2 separate regions of the Homo sapiens genome follow, and region 1 is linked to region 2. A link is a contact called in ENCODE Hi-C or POLR2A ChIA-PET data. All regions are on one chromosome and are shown on one strand. Each heading gives the region's core, a stretch centred on a gene start or an enhancer-like site at or near the end of the contact. The rest is flanking DNA. Distances are from core to core; before and after follow the strand shown.

Region 1 (5,474 bases), core at 1,353-3,852, 310 kb after region 2:
GAAAAGTGTTCATGTCTGAGAGATCTTCTGTCAGCGTAGAATTTGGGGTTGGTAGTTGTTTTTTTTTTCGTTTTCCTTTCAGCGATTTAAAGATGTCATTCTGTGGTTTTCTACTTTTCATAGTTTCTAACAAGAAGACTACTGTAATCTTTGTTTTTCTGTATGTGATGTGTCTTTTTTTACCCCTCTGGCTGCCTTCAAGAAGATCTTTGTATCTTTGGCTTTCAAGGGTTTGAGTATAATAGGTGTAGGGGGTGTGTGTTTGTGTATTTATTCTGCTTGGGATTCTCTGAACTTCTTGGATCTGTGCTTTGATTTCTTTCATTATTTTTGGAAAATTTGCAGTCATTTTTTTCAAATATTTCCTCTGCCTCATTCTGTCTTCTTCTTGGATTTCAATTACATGTATGTCATATCATTTGTTATTATCCTATAGTTCTTGGATGCTTTATTCTGGTTTTTAAATTTTGAGTCTGTGTGTGTGTGTGTGTGTGTGTGTGTGTGTGTGTGTGTGTGTTTCAGTTTGGATAATTTCTGTTAACCTGTCTTTGAGTATACTGATTTTTTTCCTTGCCTGTGTTTAGTACACTGGTGAGCCTGAGAAAGGCATTCTTCATCTTTGTTACCATGTTTGTTTGTTTGTTTTTAGTATCCCTGGATCCTGTCTTACAGTTCCTGTTTTTCTGCTAGAGTTTGAGGACTCAGGTTTCAGACATAGATTTTCCACTTGTTTTCTTTGATTTTTGTTTTCCTATTCTATAAATTAGAAAAGTCAGGAGTATATAGTAATTAACAGAATTGTTTTAGGAATCAAATGCGGTCATAGATAATATAAATGTATGCCCTTGGGCAAGCCTCTTCTCTTCTCTGGGTTTCAATCACTCTCACTAAAGGCTTGGATTATATGATTATTTTGGTACTATTCAGTTCCTAAACCGCAAGATCCTGTGAAGGGGAGAGACCTAACATTTACTGAAAGCCTGGTATTAATCTCATGTGGAATCTGAGAAAGGGGTAAAATCACATTTAAAAAGTGCTGTTGCAAAACAGTTTACTTTTGCTAGGTCTATGCAGAATTTTAATTGGAAGAAACAGCATTAAATCCTGTTGCCACTTGGTTAAATCTGTTAAAGAATTATTAAAAATTTTCAACTCTTCGGTTTTCTGACTCACTTGAGAAACTTCATGGCTCATAACACATCTCACTTGCTTTCCCTGTACCAACAGGATTTAAAATTATTGAGTTGGCTCCCAAATTTTTCAATGTGAGGAGAAACTAATTGAGGTTATTGCTTTTTACTAACTAGTACAAATAAAAAATAGTCTTATTGGAATAGGCTTTGGAGTCACAGACTTGGGGCGGGGAGTGGGGGGGAGGGCGCCAAAGACTGATTGTGCAGGTGTGAAACCTTAGGCTGATTATTTAACTTCTGAGCCTGAGTTTCCTCATCTGTGAAATAGAGACGATACCTACATGAGCTGTTTTGAATGTAGAAGACATAATATTTGTAAAGCTTTGAGTCTAATGTCTGATTAATAGTAATCAATAACTGATGGCATTAACAATGGCAGCTAAAATGAAATATGCCACCATTAAGTCAAAATTTTAGTACGTATAAGGGAAAAAGAGTTTAATATTCTTTATATCCTTTTTAGTGGGAAGGTCCACTTGGTAAAAGGATATTTTAATAACAGAGAGAGGGTTAACTGAAAAGTATTGATGAATAATAATAACCAAGAATTGAGTGCATGCTGTGTGACTGGTGCTCACATTTGCTTCTCAAAACAGCCCTGTGAAGTAAGCCACCCCTCCTCCGCTAAGTGTTCCTTTGTCCAAGTGAGGGTGATCACTTTTGTTCTTCCATACTACTTAAGACTCTGTCAGTATTTTTTATATGTAACTCCTACCCTCTCTCCACTTCTCATTCCCAGTGAAAGAATTTCTGTGTATTTAGCACAGACGTGACCCACAGCAAGTTGAATCGACTTGTTGAGATGTTGAATCTTTGTATTTTTCTGGTCAAAAATGAACTATCTCTGTATGTTATAGATGAAAATTTAGGCATTAATGAACTGAATGTTGGTCTAAGGTAAAAATACTAAGAAAATAGTTGGGGATAAAGAAACTACACAACCAACCTGAGGCTTCTCCCTTTCTTCCCTCCCCATACATGCTGTTTGTTAAGACAAACAAATACAGCATTTCAAAGTAGCTTTTGCTTTATAAACTACCATAGAGTAAACGTAATGAATATCAAACATGTGTCCAAATTCTCTGTTTGGAAGCAGTTTTACTGTAATGGGTACTATTCAAGACTGAAATTATTTAATACAAAGAAACATTCTTTATTCACACTGTGAACAACTGTCTTCCAAAATACAGACCACAATACAGGCATTCTTATATGAATAATACAGAGAATTATGTCAAATTATTTTGCAGTTTTTCCTAGTCATAACAAAGTTTCCACAAAAGTGCGTTCTTGATCATAGATTTTAGAGTTGGAAGGAACCTAAGAGATCCAGACTAACTCCTTCCTGCCACCCAGAGATATGAAGCAATTTATCTAAATTCATGTAGCTAACTAATGACAGAGCCAGGGAGAGAACCAGTCCTTCATCTCTTACGCCACAATGCTACATTCCTCTGGGAAAAAAACTGCCTACTCATTCTTGGTTTTTAATGCTAGTTAGAGTCTTAGGGTAAGGTTTTTTTCCATGACTAACTAGTGCTCTTTTGTTTTCTGTGTGGGTGTTTGGGAACAAGCTAACTGGTTGTGTTTTTTGTTTTGTTCTGTTCATAACAATTATACAGTGTAAGGCAATAACAAAGCATTTGTTTAACACTTTAGGGGTTAGGAAGAAATTGTTTTAACTCCAATTCTCCGCCCTCATTGTTGATAGGCAGATATTTTAAAGTTGTGTTTTTTCATCTGGGGTTTGAATTCCCTAAATTCTTATGAAAATTATGTGAATATATGCTTACTTTTTTTCTTTGTTTGTTTTTGAGATGGAGTTGCGCTCTTGTTGCTCAGGCTGGAGTGCAATGGCGCGATTTTGGCTTACCACAACCTCCGCCTCCCGGGTTCAAGCGATTTTCCTGCCTCAGCCTCCCAAGTAGCTGGGATTACTGGCATGCACCACCACACCCGTTTAACTTTGTATTTTTAGTAGAGACGGGGTTTCTCCATGTTGGTCAGACTGGTCTCGAGCTCCCGACCTCAGGTGATCGCCCGCCTCGGCAACCCAAAGTGCTGGGATTACAGGCATGAGCCACCATGCCTGGCCTGTGCTTACATATTAAGAAAAGAATCTGTAGTTTTCATCAGGTTATCAAAGGATACATAGTTCAACACTATGGTTTTAGAGGGAGAGAGAACTAAGCCTGGTTGCACTCTATATATACTAATTGTACCAGAGGGCTCCCTTATCTCCAGCCCCCTCCTGCTCATGCCCTTTCCTCCTGACAAGACTTTTCCAAATAGCTTCCTGGATCTTGTCACGGAAGCCACTGGAGGCCTGAACCTTCTCAGAGGAACCTTTCCCATAGGTTTTCCAAGGATACCTTCTTTCTCCCTTCACTGCTTACTGTTTCCAGGAGAGGGTGTGAGACTCGGGCATTTTTGTTCATTAGAAAGCTCAGGGGGGTTATTTCAGTTAGATTTCCATTAAAAGGGATTTGTGAGCTGACCCGAGATCCTAAGACTATTGAAATAAGAAAAAAAAAAATGCAGTTGGAATTCCAGTCAATACTTTGCAAGTTAACTTTTAGAATGCCGCTAGTTCTGTAGTTCAGGATTCTCTGTGTTTGATCTAGAAACTAACATTTTCTAGGAACAAGATGAAAATGCATGGATTGTTTAGGAGCTGCACAGATCTGTCTATAGAAACTGAATTTTTTTTTGACTTAGATAAATCTACCCCTGAATAGGAATCCCGTTTTTGTTGTTGTTGTTGTTGTTGTTTGTTTGTTTTTGAGATGGAGTTTTGCTCTTGTTGCCCAGGCTGGAGTGCAGTGGCACGATCTTGGCTCACTGCAACCTCCGCCTCTTGAATTCAAGCGGTTCTCCTGCCTCAGCCTCCCGAGTAGCTGGAATTACAGCCCACCACCACGCCCAGCTAATGTTTGTATTTTTAGTAGAGACGGGGTTTCGCCATGTTGGCCAGGCTGGTCTCAAACTCCTGACCTCAGGTGATCTGCCCGCCTCGGCCTCCCAAAGTGCTGGGATTACAGATGTGAGCCACTGGGCCCGGCCTGAATAGGAATCCATTTTGATGGGCATCTTTCCTAGAAGAGAACATATATATAAACAGCACATTCTAACTTTTTTTTTAAGTTTAGCATCTGGACACACAAAGAAAAAGCTAGCATTAAGAGTGAAGTTGGAAGAGTGTATTCATTTATTTATTCATTTTTAAAAAGCCCTCACTGAGTACATATTATGAACCCTCAGGCATCATGTTAGATGCCGAGAAATAAGCCTGGTCTCTTCCTTATGACACTCACAGTCTGCTGGGACACAGCATAACAAATAAGAATGACAATTTAGCCTGCTAAAAACTCTAATACAGGTACCAAAAAAGCGATGAACTCAGTACCGGGCCTGGCCAGGAAGAGGGGTGGGAGTAGGGCCAGTGGAGTTATTAGCTGTGGGGGTTAGCATAAACGTCACAGAAAAGGTGACAAATATTTGAGTTGTGTCTTAAAGGTTCAATAGAAACTTGTTTGGCAAAGAAGGGCTCTAGCTATAGCTGGTGTATTTGTGCCCTTCTAACTTTAACTAAACTTAGCATTTAACACTCTCTTATTTTGTATTTCCAATTAGAGCTCCAAACGAGAATGGAAGCCGCTGGAGGACCGTAGCTGCACAGACATACCATGGCTGCTGCTCTTCATCCTCTTCTGCATTGGGATGGTAAGGAAACTCTCACAGATGGTCCAAACTGGACTCATGATCCAAGGGAATGACGAGTAGTTGTTTTAATGAGGGCAGTTGTGGAATATACCAGTCCTCATACAATTCAGTGGTATTTTGTGTCACTCTTGATTTGTTTTTCTACATGAAAACTGAGCTCAAATTAAGGAGCAGCTGGGACTCATATGCCATTCAATAGACCATTTCAGAAAGCAAATCATTTGACGTAAGTCTCTGAATGTTGATCTTGATAGAGTGGTGAGCAAAACAGTGACCATGAGTCATGAGCCCTGCATATTCACCCAACCCAGTCACACCAACTTGTTGGTTATCTTTAGGGCAGTCATTTCCTCTCAGGGACTTGGTGTTCCACAGTTCTTCCTAGATGGGAGGCTGGTTGCTCACTGCTCCTTCCTCCTTCTGCCTGTCCTAGGCCCCTGCTGCCTTCTGTGTCTGCTGTAATGAGTGGCATCTTTCGATTGGAGATGAAGGGACCTGGTGGTTTTCCAACGGCCCCTGCTGCCTGCTGTGTCTGCTGTAATGAGTGGCATCTTTCAA
Region 2 (5,727 bases), core at 2,392-4,891:
TGGAAAAGAGAAGAGGATTTTTTTTTTTCTTGGAGATAGAGTCTCATTCTGTTGCCCAGGCTGGAGTGAAGTGGCACACGATCTTGGCTCACTGCAACCTCCACCTCCTGGGTTCAAGCGAGCCTCGTGCCTCAGCCTCCTGAGTGGCTGGGATTACAGGCATGAGCCACTATGCCAGGCTAATTTTTGTATTTTTAGTAGAAACGGGGTTTTGCTGTGTTGGCCAAGTTGGTCTTGAACTCCTGACCTCAAATAATCCGCCCGCCTCCACCTCCCAAAGTGTTGGCATTACAGGCATGAGCCACTGCACCCGGCCAAGGGCGGTTATTAAACACACATTATCTCAATTAGTTCTCACAGCAATACTGCAAGGTAGGTCTGATTCCCCCCAATTTTATAACTAGGAACACTGAGAACCAGAGAAATTAAAGAGTACACTCAAGGTCATCTAGTTGGGAAGGGGTGAACAGAGTCAAGACCATGGGACCACGTCAGTCTGACACCAAATCCCTCACTGCTTTCATTACACCACACTGCCTCATATGTTATGCTTGGCCTTATGAATCTGAAATATCCCAAGGTGATGACAGAGATTAGAGGAAACAAATGCAACTCCTCCCTGAGGGAGCCAATTGCATCTTGGACAACCCCAAGCTGTTTCTCCTGGCTGCCATCTTAATGTAGATGTCTTCGTACACCATGCCCAGACCTGAGCCCAGCCTTCCAGGTGGGATCTGACCAGAACACAGGAGAGCAAAACCACCCACTATATTCTTTACTCTGGATTTCTAGTTATGAAATCTGAGGTGCCTTTGGCTCCTTGAACCCAAATTGCATTGCTGATTCTTTCCTGGCTTTCAGCCAGTGGAAACCCCTAAAACAAAGGTCCCCCTTAAGTTCCGGCATCAATCCCAGGGTGGATCCTTGCTTCACCACTTCTTATGAGAATTTAGGCAACTCAGCTCTCTTATTTAATCAAGGGTATTGTTGATTGCACTAAAAGAGACAACAATACTATTTATCTCATAAAACTGTTAGAAGAATTAAATGAATTAATGCATGCATAATGCTAACCCAGTATCTGGAACATTGTAAAGTTCAACAAACATTAGATGTAATAGTAATACTTACAAATGTCCATCTCTTCTCCCACTTCCAAACAAATTTGATCTCTCCACTTCCCCATCTTCCCCCACTCCCAACACATACACACACAAACCCATTACTGAAACGCACTCTCCTAAAGCAGAAAATCTGGCCTTAGGAACCCTGGATTCAGTTTTTCTGTTTGTTTGTTTGTTTGTTTGTTTTGAGACAGAATCTTGCTCTGTCACCCAGGCAGGAATGCGGTGGTGCAATCTCAGCTCACTGCAACCTCCACTTCGTGGGTTCAAGTGATTCTCCTGCCTCAGCCTCCCAAATAGCTGGGACTACAGGCATGTGCCATCACGCCTGGCTAAATTTTTTTGTATTTTTAGTAGAGATGGGGTTTCACCATGTTAGCCAGGCTGGTCTCGAACTCCTGACTTCAGGCAATCTGCCCGCCTCAGCCTCCCAAAGTGCTGGGATTACAGGCATGAGCCACCACGCCTGGCTGGATTCAGTTCTATCACATGCTAGCTGCATGACCTTGAGAAAGATGCTCAACTTCTCTAAGCTGCAGTTTCTTCCTCTGTAAAATGGAAACCATAATTGTGTATTGACTTAACTCACAGCATCATCGTGAGGATTACATAAGGTAGAAATATAAGGAAGCTCCATATTTATTGGTACATTATTTCCATTGTCCTTGTAATGATGTTGGTAGTTTTTTTAAAAACTAATTACAGGTCTTTGTACTAATCTCTATTAAAATGTATACACTTATTTACGATTTATCAGATTAACATTGCTGCTCTATGTTCAGCCTTTGTATTTTTTTCTCATGTGATACATTTATCTGTGAGTTTTTAAAAACTCTATTCATATTAAAATGACAGCATAGGACCCCTATCCCTGCTAGTCACAAATTTTATTTTATTCATTAACAATAAATCCACAACAATTGGCTACATTATATACTGTTCTGGGGGCAATGACAGAGTCAAAGAAATAAAATTTGGGGTGTGTGCCCTCGAGTCTGTTAGTCCTCTGGGGAAATGACCTACATTCTTAACCTTAAATGTTAGTATCTTTTTTTTTTTTTTTTTTTCAGAAGGAGTCTCCCTCTGTTGCCCAGGCTGGGGTGCAGTGGCGTGATCTCAGCTCACTGCAACCTCCGCCTCCTGGATTCAAGCGATTCTTCTGCCTTAGCCTCCTGAGTAGCTGGGATTACAGGCATGTACCGCCACGCCCGGCTAATTTTTGTATTTTTAGTAGAGACGGGGTTTCACCATGTTGGCCAGACTGGTCTCTAACTCCTACCCTCAGGTGATCTGCCCGCCTCGGCCCCCCAAAGTGTTAGGACTACAGGCCTGAGCCACCACGCCCTGCCCAAATGTTAGTATCTTGAAATAGTTATGCGTCATGCCAAAGAAATCTAGAAGACCTGAAACTCTTCAATCACAGAACAAACTTGTAACTTCGATGGCAGTTATCCTTAACAAGATTCCCTGCGGGCCCTCTCTGAAACGGAGGAGATGTGACATTATAGAACTGCAAAATCTTAGGATTCATCACCTAACTTTAATGCTGAAGCGTTTGGAGATCATTCGGACTAACCCTCATGTTTTACAGTTGAAGATAATGATACTGGAGAAGGACTCATCCCAAATCACCCGTCGGTGGCAGAGCCTGGACAAACCTATGTCTCCTCCCTTCACTCGTTTGGGGTTGTTGCTGGACTGCAGGGACTCGAAGTAAGTAGAGAGGGGTACAGGGCACTGGAAGAAGAGGTATTTTGCAGGAGTCTGTTTTTTCCTGCTCCCAAATCGGTGGGATGTCAGCGAAGGATGGGTCTCTGGAGGAGAGGAGCTAACAAGGTCTTCTGAAAACCATCACTGAGGGTGCTGTGGTTGGGAACTCGAAACCTTGCCAGTTAAAAACGTTTCTGCGAATGTGGTTTCTGAGGGCGAGGAAGCCCTCCCCCGCCCCAGCGCCGGCCCCGCCCGCCGGGTGCCCGACAGTAACCCCGAGGCGTGCGGCAGCCCCAGCTGTCTTCAACGTAGCCATCTGGAAGACAAAAACCAGAAAATGTGCGCCTTCTCATTTGAAACCTGGTCTTTAAGTCCGGCCCCTCCCCAGCAAGAATGGGAACATTTAGTTTGCACCCACGTGGCTCTTCCGCGGGCTCATGCTCCACTCGGAAGCCCGGAGCTCTGTCCGGAATAGGCCAGACAGAGCTCCCTTCCCATCTGCCTTTTGCAGGAAGAAGGGATGTGGGGCAATCGGCACAGCTGAATAGGGGCCAGCTGTGGGAAAAGGGAGAGCGTGACAACAGATGGGGGGAGGAAGGAACGAGGAGTAATGGGGCGTCAGGGCCAGGGTGGCAGCTCAGAGGGCCCAATGTCGCCCCGCCAGACCCAGAATTAGGGCACGTCTGCAAAGCTCACACCCTCCATTTGAGAGCCGAACCGAAACCATCACAAGATGAAACCTCCGGACTCCCAGCCGCGGCGGGCGGCGGGCAGCGGGCGGCGCGCAAGCGCGCGGGGCCCCGAGTCTGACCTCGAGTTACCCCGCGCGGCGAGTCGCAGCGAAGTAGGTGAAAGGTAACTAGCAGACGCTGCTCTGGGCGAAGGCTGCGGCGCGCGTGCGCGGGGCTGGGCCTTGGGTTCCGTTCTCCCCCAAGTTTCTCCAAGTCTGCACTTCGCCAAACTATGGGTGTGTCCTGGGCCAGTGCATGAAGCGATGGAGTGGGGACATCGAGCCGATTTGGAAAATTCCTGCCACCCACTCTCTGTGGAGAAACGAGGTCTAGACGCGGTGCAGGGGAGAGAACCACTTACTGAACGCCATGTGTGTGCGCGGCGGGCGTGGTGCTGGGCGCCCTTCTTTTGATTCTCACAACCCTTTGAAAGACCTCAAAATGACCCCTCATGGAAGAGGAAACTGAGGCCCTGTGAGTTCATTTAATTGGCCCACGGTCATCCAATCAGTTAAGGGCAATTTCCATGAAGGGTCCGTGCTTCAAAGTGGGTTTTTGGCCCTAAAACACACAAACGACACCTGTAGCACATTTGGCAAGGCACTCTCATAGGCATTACTCATTCCATCCTTATCAGAAACCTATGAGGTAGTAGGTGCTGTGACTATTTTCTTTTTGCAGATGGGGAAACTGAGACTCAAGGAAGTTGTTCTGGAATCCCACAGAGAATATCAGAGCTGAAATTTTCTGTCCTATTTTAGAGAGATAAAAAGCTGAAAGCTCAAAGTCACGTTCTCCCATCGCCAATCTGAAGACCTATGAGAGCTTCATGCTCTATGGGGTGAGTGGCCCAGGCCATGCTAAAGACAAAGAAGTTCTCATTATTGGAGGTCTCCTTTGAGGGTTTCCATTACAAAATTACAAAGTGATCAACCCTTCTAGAAGACAGTTGGGTTGTTCACTTATTAAGGGCAGGGACAGAGTGCACTGCTCACAGTTGCTGAATTTGGTGTTCGTTCGGTGAGCTTATAGCTGAATGAACTCATTTTCAATCCCAGATTATTCAAGGGGGAAGCTGCCTTTGTGTCAGGCAATGGGTGAAGTAGCTTGTTTGTGACTTTTCCCAGAGGAGGGTTCTTGCATTCACGCAGCAAACATACTTATCATGCACTCTGCGGTGTTTATATAGCTGGGAAACAGATGGGAACTTCAAAGGACAGGAATGCTTTGCTTCTCTTGAAAATTCTGCTCTGAGTATTTGTCTTAGTCTTCTCGTGCTGGGTACTTAAACAACAGACATTTATTTCTCATAATTCTGGATGCTGGAAGAACAAAATCAAGGTGCAGGCTGATTTGATTCCTGTTGAGGCCCCACTTTCTGGCTTGCAAACAGCCATCTTATCACTGTACGCTCTTAGAGACTTCTCTCTAGAGTCTCTTCTTATAAGGCATGAATCCCATCGTGGGGTCTCCACCCTTATGACCTCATCTAAACCAAATTACCTCCCAAAGGACCCACCTCCTAATCATCATACTGGAGGTTAGGCATTCAACCTATGAACTGGGTGGAAGGGAGCACAAAAATTCACTCATAACAATCCTAGATGTCTGGATGTTTGCCCATCTCCATGCATGGTAGAAGCCATGTAATCCCCCTACCCTGTCAGGGTTTCCTGTGACACAAGAAGTAGATCACCCAGGGAGGGGCACCGGAACGCAGTCATAACTCCTCCCACCCCACCAACCCCTTGGTGCCTCAGCTGCTCTTCAGAATCACAAAGGCCAGAAAACAGAAGCAGCTCTCCTCCTCTCCTAGGAGGCTTTGGAAACAGAGGGAGATGCAAATGGAAATTCCCCAAAAGGGAAATGCAAGGGAAGCAGAAAAAGCTGCAGCAAAGTGGGTCTGCCCCCGCTACCCTCATTTCTTTCCAAGAATCCCCTCCCTTGAGTGTGCCGTCAGAGAATTGGAATGTCACTGCCCTGTCCCCCAAGACTGTGTTGCTGCTCAGGCTGATAAAGACAAAGGCTGCAATTGGGCTCGCTTTGCCCGAATGTAACCCTGCCTTGAAGCCTTCCTGAGGTGACCAGGGGAGATCATGTGCTGCCTGATGCTGTCAAGATGCCTGTGTGAGCTGCCTGCCTGCTGGTGTTGGCAGGAAGAA

The links. A loop is a pair of places that touch in the nucleus more often than their neighbours do. ChIA-PET counts read pairs that join two places held with the same protein, here RNA polymerase II (POLR2A). Pooled maps may share reads with other maps.
Region 1: a map of PC-9 shows a loop between it and region 2 (5-fold over the local background). The contact joins the enhancer-like site here to the promoter of CT70 in region 2. A Hi-C loop is called at or near these places in 2 of 168 maps with a recorded cell type or tissue (PC-9 and ascending aorta), 1 of 37 single-sample maps with no recorded cell type and 9 of 50 pooled maps. POLR2A ChIA-PET finds 5 or more read pairs at or near these places in 1 of 52 experiments (CD4-positive, alpha-beta T cell).

The regions. Positions count from the first base shown.
Region 1 is chr9:105,294,394-105,299,867 of GRCh38, forward strand. SLC44A1 (solute carrier family 44 member 1) reads left to right here. Exons shown (of 16, transcript NM_080546.5): 2 at 4,827-4,916. Among named protein-coding and RNA genes, the nearest start is that of SLC44A1, 52 kb to the left of the region's middle. RefSeq lists an enhancer at 4,583-5,474. Within about 2 kb of position 2,603, at least 3 of the 41 ENCODE cell types and tissues checked have a DNase peak (open chromatin) inside an H3K27ac peak, as active enhancers do; they include PC-9, where a contact is called at or near this core.
Region 2 is chr9:104,988,154-104,993,880 of GRCh38, forward strand. It overlaps CT70 (cancer/testis associated transcript 70), which reads right to left and starts at 3,642. Exons shown (of 4, transcript NR_184160.1): 1 at 3,533-3,642; 2 at 2,664-3,150. RefSeq lists enhancers at 2,792-3,991, 5,507-5,727 and a silencer at 2,926-3,195.